Regions from separate parts of the Homo sapiens genome. Here all the other regions are linked to region 3. A link is a contact called in ENCODE Hi-C or POLR2A ChIA-PET data. All regions are on one chromosome and are shown on one strand. The core of a region is the stretch at or near the end of the contact, and the rest is flanking DNA. Distances in the headings are between cores, read along the strand shown.

Region 1 (2,902 bases), core at 159-2,658, 5.0 Mb after region 3:
CTATGTGAGAAAGCGAAAAGTGTCAGAAACGCTGCTGAGGTTTGAACCTCCTTGACTGGGAGGATTATGTACAATTTCACCGCCCAGCAAATCTGAAGGAGGAAATGTTTTGAGGATAGTATGTTTGGTTCTAGGTCTAGAATTCAACTTCCTGCCAAATTTGGAATCTTCTGTACATATGCATCAGGTGGCTTCGTTTAAATATACGACAATTACTTTTATTATGTTGAAAGGAAAAGGTCTGGAGCTCGAGGGAGGGGATTACAGATTTGGGTCCATTGGCGCAAAGGGAGGCTGACTGTTCAGATTAATAATTATTAACGGCCACCGTATGGAAAGCACTGCACGAAAAACTAAGATGACCAGTCCTCGTCCTTAAGAAATTCAAAATCTAGACGGAATCTCCAAGAAAGAGATTCCGGTAAGAGTACATGGCAAGCCTCCATATCCACACACCACTGACCAATGAATTTGTACTCTTCTCGTTGGAGTAGTTGAGGGCCTTTGGCTCAAGGAGGGGTGAAAATTAGCAGGATACTAAATTGGGAATGAGAAATCTCTTTTTAGAGGGCGTGGACTTGCAGAACTCTTTGAAGCAGCAGATGCTAGACTGCCCAAACCCCACGCGAGAGTAGCTCTCTGGAGTTGCGGAGTCCGAACCTCCCAAGAGCTACAAATTTATTCCGCAACTACCAATTTTGCGGTTTGGGGCCAGTAAGGCGCCAAGACCCGCCCAGGTGTCCAGACCTCGCAACGATTGGACGAGCTCACCTTCTCGCCTTCCCCGGGCCCCTCGCCCGTCAATCACACTGCTTGCTCGCCACCTGACCTCTGCTGCGCCCCCTTTCAGTGGTGTAACACCTGGCGCTCTTTCGCGCCCCAGCCCTCCGGCGCCCCACCAATCGCTTCAGTTCTTCATTGGCCAGCAGAGAGGTGAGGGAAGGGAAGGGGCGCTCTATTTTGCTCTCTGAACGCACCCTCTCAAGTTTCCCAGTCTTCTCGTAGACGGTCAGGAGAGCAATGACAGCCTGGAGCAGTCGCGCGTGAGCGCAAAAATGCCCGCTGGTGGAGGAGCGCTTCCCCTCCCTCCCAAGCGATTTGCCGCATTTGTTCTGACGCAGGGGCACCCCGCTCGCCGTCTTCACTTACGATTGGCTGTGGCCGAAGCCCGTCACACAGCCCGCCCCACTCCTCTGCCTCAAGAGGCCGCACCTCACGCCGTCGCTGCCGCTTAGCCGTGTGATTGGCTAAGAGGGCTGGCATGCTTTCCCGCCCCCTCCCCCGCCGCCGCACCAAGAGGCGGGCGGGACCCCGCGGAAGTTGTCAGTCAAACTCCTCCTTCCCACCCCTTGCGAGGCCCCTCCCCGGGCCGCGCGCCCTGGCGCGCGCACACGCGCACACACTCCCCAGTCGCCTGTACCAACCACCTTCTCAAGTTGTAGCGGTCGCTCGCCTGGGGTTCTCCGTGGGCGGCCGACGGGCGCGTGGGGGAGGGGGTTCGGGCCGCCCAGCGCGGCAAGGAGCGAGTGTGTGCACGCAGAGGGCCGGGGCTACGGGGCAGCGCCCCGGGCGATGAGGGGCCGGCGTTGACCGGGAAGAGCGGGCACCGCGGCAGTGGCTCCGAGGGGACCCGCGATGGCAGCGCCCTGAGAGGAGGCTCCAGGCAGGGCGGGCTGCGCTGGCAGCGGCCGCTGAGGTGCTGGCCGGCCGGCTGGCTGGCGACGGGGGCAGAAGCGACGAGAGGCGCGCTCGGCACCCGCACCCCCGTGCCCCCGCCTCAGTTGTCTAAACTTCGGGCTCTCTTCCACCCGCTCTGCGCGCCCAGAGTCAACAACTTCTTCACCCCCCTCCGCCCCCGCCCTTCCCTCCGTCAGCCCCGGGAGCTCGCCGCGCGCCGGGGACCAGGAACCTCCAGCGCTGAGATGTGGCCGTGAGGCGTTGGCGGGCGGCGAGGAGAAGCTCGGCGGCGTCCCGGGGCCGGAGGGCCGTGGGGCCGGGGCGCAGGGGCGCGAGCACCCCGCGCCTCTCCCCCGCCTCCTCCTGCCGTCTCCGCCGCTGCCCGTGCCTTGCAAGCAGCAGCCGGAGCTGCCAAGCGTCAGGGCCGCGGAGATGTCGTCGTCGTCGCCGCCGGCGGGGGCTGCCAGCGCCGCCATCTCGGCCTCGGAGAAAGTGGACGGCTTCACCCGGAAATCGGTCCGCAAGGCGCAGAGGCAGAAGCGCTCCCAGGGCTCGTCGCAGTTTCGCAGCCAGGGCAGCCAGGCAGAGCTGCACCCGCTGCCCCAGCTCAAAGGTAACCTCCGAGGGCGCAGCCCCAGCAGCGAGCGCAGGGGCTGGCAACGCTTGCCTCTGCGCCAGCAGAGCCATTTCCTGCTGGGTTTCTCCTGCTCAGTTGGGACTGGTAGTGTGTGAGCCGAGTTCCCCACAATGCCTTGGCGTCACCTCACGCCCTCCTCCTTATTCAAACAGGTTTTCTGTGAAGTCTTGGCTGTTTCCTTCTAATTCCCACCTGAACTCTTTCCATCCTAGGGGAGGCCAACACCCTTCCCCACCTGCGCGCTTGCTTAACCTGCACTTCCTATCTTGCGTCCCGTGAAGTAGAGTCCTTCACTCCTCTTCCAGGTTTGCCCTTTCCCGGTCTTGCTTTAACAACCGCACGAACCTTCCCCGACCTTCACTTTCCCGAGTGTCAGCTCCTCTGTTCGGCCACTTTTAGCTAGTCCTTTACTTTTACAGTTATAAAGCCGTCTGCACCCACCTTCTTCTCAACTTCACTTCCCATTGATTGCCCCTAAGAGTCATCAGACCAGGAATCCGAATGCAAACAACGGTTAAGAGTTAGCTGGCCTTTGGATGTATTTATAAAGAAAAAGCCTAAAATTTGACCAGTGTAGTATCTTATTCA
Region 2 (2,896 bases), core at 378-2,877, 4.0 Mb before region 3:
AGTCCTGCTCTTGGGGGGCATGTGGTGTTTCAAAAGGCAACCATTCTAGCCTTTTCCTTTGGCAATATAGCAGGAAAGTCCCCGTCTTCTAGAGCAAAGTCAGATGGGTTTCCCAGGTGGAAACAGACTACCTAGGTACAGCTAGCTCTGTGACAACAGGCAAGTTACCTAACTTCTCACTGCCTGTTTTTTCATCCTTAAAATAAGATAAAAGTAGTTCCTAGTCGGTATTGTTGGGAGGATTGATTTTTGTGAGGTGCTCAGAAGGGTACCCAGCTCTTAGAAAGTACACAATAAATGTGATTAAATATTATTATGGCCATTACTAGAACAGGAGGCATTCATCTAGGTTACACAATGGAAACTGAGATAAACAGGACTGGGGAATTGAGTATGAGGCCAAAGGAAAATGTGTGAGGGGTAGAAAATGTGTGAGGGGTAGATCTGCCTCTGCCCTTTCTCCCTTGTGTAACTGAGCTATGGTTGGAAAAGTGAGACCCTATCGTCCAGACCCTTGCTTTGTGGCGGTTTGGGCATTATTGTTACATGGGGAGAAGGTGTGCGATTTACGTCTCCTGCTTCCCGGGGCCCTTTTCATTCTCTCATTAGCACCTCCGGGCCTGCAAGGTCAGCTGGTCCCTTTTGGGGCACACACTGCAATACAGCACTGTCTTCAGTTCATAGTCTGTTCTGCCTCAGAAGTTAGGTGGATGATTTTTGCACCTTCTCACGTTTGCAAGTCCCTCTTCCTCAATATGCTTGGTGGTGAGGGTAAGGGGACAACGGTGATGCCTTTCCACCCGGGACCGTTGCGGCCAAGGCGATCCCACACGGGCTGCCTGGAGTCAGACCTGTCCAGCAAGGAAGCTTCGGGGAGGAGGGAGACAGCGCCGGCTGGGCGTGCAAAGGCAGGCAGGTGACCCTCCCTCCGTCCCGGATATGGGCCCTCGGCCGCTCACCCCCCAGCCACCCACCCACGTCCCTCAATCCCCACGAGCAGCTGACTGGGACCTGAAAGTGCCACCAGACGCCCTCACAAGTCTGCTTTCTTTGCTGGGAAACAGCAGCCGCGCCGCAGCCTCCGCCCGCTCTGGGGAAGCCCCACCTTGGCAACAAGCCGCTGATTGGCTGGCTCGGGGGCGGCGCGGGCCAATCCAAGCCCGCCCTGACGCCGCGGCGTTTGGCCGAGAACTATTAAGAAAAAAAAAAAAAGAAAAAAAGAAAGGTGGGGCCGGGCGCTAGGTGGCTTCCCAACGGAGTTGCTCCCCCGGCGGCTGTGGAGAATGGGGCCTTTCAGAGAAGGGGGAGGCGGGGAAGGGGCGAGGCGGGGCGGCCGTTGGGCTTGGGCCTTTTCGCCACCTGCCGCCGGAGCTCAGGTCCCTAAAACCTCGAAGGCGTCCCCGCTTCTCAGGTCCTCCTCGCAGCTTGAGCGACTGCAGGGCCCCGCCCGGCGCTTCTTGAGCAACTGGAGGTTCGGGGGTGAACCTCTGGCCCTTTCCCGTCCTCCCTCCAGAGTCCCTCAGGCTTTGGGCATTGATTTCCCCAAGTTCGGGCTCAGGCCCTCTTCCTTTTCTTCTCGTGCCTCTGCGTGCTTGCGCCCTCCTATGGGCGCAGTTACTTGAGCTCTGTCTGCCATCGCCAATCCGCCATCCTCTAAAACCAGATTAACCACCCCCTCCATTGTACTGTGGCCACGGGCGCCAGCCTCAGCCTCTAAGACAGCATACAGTTCCCCAGCACGTACATTGTAAACGTCGTTTAATGTATCTCGAGTGACGTTGTTCCCCCGCCCCAGGACACAGAAGCACACACACACCCACAAACTCAAAGAATTCGGCACAGTAGCATTGAGATTTAGACTGAAGAGACAGGTGACCACGATTCGACTCTAGCCTCTGCCACTTTCTGGCTGTGTTACTTTGAGCAGTTACTTAACCTCTCTGAGCCTCAATTTTCTCCTATGAAAAATACTAATGATAATAATGGCACTATCTCCTCTCATTATTGTGACAAAATGCCTGGCACATAATTGCCTAATAAATGGTGATATTATTTTAGGTATTAATAACAAAGGAATGAGCATTTCTTTCTCACATTTTACCTCAGCTCACAATTCTTGGTTTAGGTGCTGGGGATAGCACTAGATCCTAAGGACATTTAAAGTCCTATGAGTAAAGTAATTTAAGACTCAGAATAAAACTTGGTATGGTTTCAAGGCCCTGGGATGGGTCCTGCGTTTGGCTCCTAGATTTTTACTAAGGGAGAATTATCTTGGCAAGACTAGATTTCTCTTTTCTTCAAGGTCTTTTCTTCACATTTCCACCTCTCAAAAATTTTTAGAACAGCAGCAAGCAAGGACTTACAACTCCCTTTTTAATAGGATTTAACTTTCTCCTTTTGTTAGGTAGAACATTCCATAAATGTTCTCTCCATATATGCACATTGACACTTAGATGGGCTTGTTTGTTTTCCCCAAATCCCTTTCCTGAAGTCTTTTCGTGTCACCTGGAGACTCACCCCTTCTGCATTCTCTTGCCTGCCCCAAACATACCACATGCTGATACATCATACATTATCTTCAGTGGACGTGGAGACTGGTTGTTCAGTGCTCACAGACCCCTGGCGGCTGTCCAGTCCTATCACCTGCTGGGCTTGGTTGATGTTTCACATTGTTAAGAACAAAAGCAGTGATGCGTCTGGGGCATTTCAGTGACGCCTGACGGCGAGGTCAGGGAAGAGGGTAAGGAACACACAAAGATGGGATACAGTTCAATGGGGAGCCAGTAAGACTGGGGTTCTGGGGTTCAGTCTTGAGTCTGTGCCTTTAGGGAGACAAGTCAATTAAACGTGCTAGGTCCCAGTTACCCTGTCTTGTAAAGTAGGCTGTATCATACCT
Region 3 (2,756 bases), core at 211-2,710:
TTTAATTTGTCTAAGGTGCAGTTTGGGCCTCTGGATTGGAACCAACCCATATACCCATCAATGATAGACTGGATAAAGAAAATGTGGCACATATACACCATAGAATACTACACAGCCATAAAAAAGGATGAGTTCATGTCCTATGCAGGGACATGGATGAAGCTGGAAACCATCAACCTCAGCAAACTAACATAAGACCAGAAAACCAAACACTGCATGTTCTTACTCATAAGTGGGAGTTGAACAATGAGAATACACAGACACAGGGAGGGGAACATCACACACGGGGGCCTGTTGGAGGGTGGGGGTTAGGGGAGGGATAGCATTAGGAGAAATACCTAATGTAGATGTTGGGTTGATGGGTGCAGCAAACCACCATGGCACGTGTATACCTATGTAACAAACCTGCATGTTCTGCACATGTATTCCAGAACTTAAAGAATATATATTTATATATGTATAAATATATATGAATATATAAATATAAATATATATATAAGCTCCCCACGTGATTCTAATGTGTGGCCAGTCTTGCAAACCTCAGGCTATTTATTCTAAAGGGTTTGTAACAAGCCTTCCTCTTAAAATCCACCCCACCACCATTCAGCGTTTTGGGGTCTGTTTGTTTTTATTGTTATCCCACCCCACACCGCCCCGAGGCGCGCGCGCGCGCGCGCACACACACACACACACACACACACACACATACACACACGCACACTGGTGAATTTCTCTCTACAGTCAGTCTGGAGTAATCCCAAAGTGGTGTCTTTCGTAAATAAGGAGAACCCGGGTGAAGAAAATGACTCCCACCCGAACAAGGCATGAACAATGTTCACTCCCTACTGTGTTATTCAACCTGTTTCCCCAGGTCTCTGTTTTCACATTAGAGAGTGTTCTAGGAGATGACGCCCTTCCTCCTTAGTTATTTCCCCACCCTCGTGCTGGCCTTTGACAGACCTCCCAGTAGAGGGCCCAAGACGCGGGTAGAGCACCGCGTCTCAGCGCCTGAGTCTCAGCCCCCGAACTCCACCGCACCTGCAGGTCCCCTTGGCAGCACTCAAGCGCGGGGATGCTCCGCTTAGACGAACTCACGTGCGGGCAGCAAGGCCTGCGATACTTGAGCACCCCTCCCCCTCTCCCGTTTACACCCCGTTTGTGTTTACGTAGCGAGGAGATATTTAGGTTTCTAGAAGGCAGGTCATCGCAGGCCCCACCCAGCAGTGGAGAGAGTGAGTCCCAGAGGGTGTTGCCAGCGAGCTCCTCCTCCTTCCCCTCCCCACTCTCCCCGAGTCTAGGGCCCCCGGGGCGTATGACGCCGGAGCCCTCTGACCGCACCTCTGACCACAACAAACCCCTACTCCACCCGTCTTGTTTGTCCCACCCTTGGTGACGCAGAGCCCCAGCCCAGACCCCGCCCAAAGCACTCATTTAACTGGTATTGCGGAGCCACGAGGCTTCTGCTTACTGCAACTCGCTCCGGCCGCTGGGCGTAGCTGCGACTCGGCGGAGTCCCGGCGGCGCGTCCTTGTTCTAACCCGGCGCGCCATGACCGTCGCGCGGCCGAGCGTGCCCGCGGCGCTGCCCCTCCTCGGGGAGCTGCCCCGGCTGCTGCTGCTGGTGCTGTTGTGCCTGCCGGCCGTGTGGGGTGAGTAGGGGCCCGGCGGCCGGGGAAGCCCCTGGGCTGGGTGGGAGGTCCAAGTCGGTCTCTGAGACACGCACAGGGGCCGGCGACTTGGCAGGTGGGGAGCTTGGCCCGCGGTCGTGGTTCCCGCCGTCCTGTGCCTTTAAGGCTCTCGCCGCTCACCAGCATTTGGGGCTCCTGCTGTGTCGGCCCCCAGCTGACTTGGCTTTAGGGGTCGGCGTGGAGGGTTAAAGAGGCCCCGGCTGGGTTTGCGGAGCAGCCAAGCCTGGCAAAATCGAAAGGGAGGGCTCAAAGAGACTGTATCCTTAACCCCCAAAAAGCTGGTCTAAAAGGATGGGAGGCCAGACCGCTGACCGTTCCCCACTCTCGACAGAGTCCAGCCGTGTGGAGCACACGATGCTGCAAACTTGCATGTCATCTCTTTCAGGTGTGGCATTTCAAGGGGGCTTGTGTCTTGAAAACAGCAACTGTGAGGACACTTGATAGTCATTTCCTTCAGTTCTGCTTTTGTCTCCCTAGGTGACTGTGGCCTTCCCCCAGATGTACCTAATGCCCAGCCAGCTTTGGAAGGCCGTACAAGTTTTCCCGAGGATACTGTAATAACGTACAAATGTGAAGAAAGCTTTGTGAAAATTCCTGGCGAGAAGGACTCAGTGATCTGCCTTAAGGGCAGTCAATGGTCAGATATTGAAGAGTTCTGCAATCGTAAGTTCTTCATCTTTTTAGAAAAGTTCTGGGAATGGAATGTATCTTAAATTTATTTTTATATACCTTTGGAGTGACTAGTAATTGATAGTTCTCTAGCGTTACTAAACCCCAGGGTATACCCTGTTGGCACGTCACACTCCAGCTAATTGAAGACATTTACCACCCTGAGTAGGTCCTGCTGCTTCATTAAGAGTTTTTCTTCCTAACACTGTACCTCTTGAACGAACTAGTAGAGAAAATAAACAATAGGTATTGTTTAGGGAGTAAACATATAAAATATATTTGGCAATTGCCTTGAGACACATAGCGTAAATGATATGTTTTCTTAAGTATTTTATAAAGTAGGACTTACCAAATACAACTCTGTGGTGGCATTTTTAAAAGCTCTCAATATTTACTTCAA

The links. Hi-C counts contacts between places; a loop is a spot of excess contacts on that map. ChIA-PET counts read pairs that join two places held with the same protein, here RNA polymerase II (POLR2A). Pooled maps may share reads with other maps.
Region 1: a loop to region 3 is called in a pooled map, with 23 times the contacts of the local background. The contact joins the promoter of PPP2R5A here to the promoter of CD55 in region 3. A Hi-C loop is called at or near these places in 6 of 50 pooled maps. POLR2A ChIA-PET finds 5 or more read pairs at or near these places in 2 of 52 experiments (activated CD4-positive, alpha-beta T cell and activated T-cell).
Region 2: a loop to region 3 is called in a pooled map, with 2.8 times the contacts of the local background. The contact joins the enhancer-like site here to the promoter of CD55 in region 3. A Hi-C loop is called at or near these places in 1 of 37 single-sample maps with no recorded cell type and 2 of 50 pooled maps. POLR2A ChIA-PET finds 5 or more read pairs at or near these places in 1 of 52 experiments (naive thymus-derived CD4-positive, alpha-beta T cell).

Annotation. Positions count from the first base shown.
Region 1 is chr1:212,284,002-212,286,903 of GRCh38, forward strand. PPP2R5A (protein phosphatase 2 regulatory subunit B'alpha) reads left to right here and starts at 1,409. Exons shown (of 13, transcript NM_006243.4): 1 at 1,409-2,290. The coding sequence starts at 2,110. It overlaps LINC02608 (long intergenic non-protein coding RNA 2608), which reads right to left and starts at 1,020. Exons shown (of 4, transcript NR_125984.1): 1 at 978-1,020. RefSeq lists an enhancer at 922-1,001 and a silencer at 1,172-2,141.
Region 2 is chr1:203,326,349-203,329,244 of GRCh38, forward strand. No RefSeq gene overlaps it. Among named protein-coding and RNA genes, the nearest start is that of BTG2, 22 kb to the left of the region's middle. RefSeq lists enhancers at 1,189-1,288, 1,489-1,678, 2,338-2,896. Within about 2 kb of position 1,628, at least 39 of the 41 ENCODE cell types and tissues checked have a DNase peak (open chromatin) inside an H3K27ac peak, as active enhancers do.
Region 3 is chr1:207,320,218-207,322,973 of GRCh38, forward strand. CD55 (CD55 molecule (Cromer blood group)) reads left to right here and starts at 1,461. Exons shown (of 10, transcript NM_000574.5): 1 at 1,461-1,648; 2 at 2,165-2,350. The coding sequence starts at 1,549. LOC107985251 (a long non-coding RNA gene) reads right to left here and starts at 1,912. Exons shown (of 3, transcript XR_007066838.1): 1 at 1,469-1,912. RefSeq lists an enhancer at 887-1,096 and a silencer at 1,657-1,736.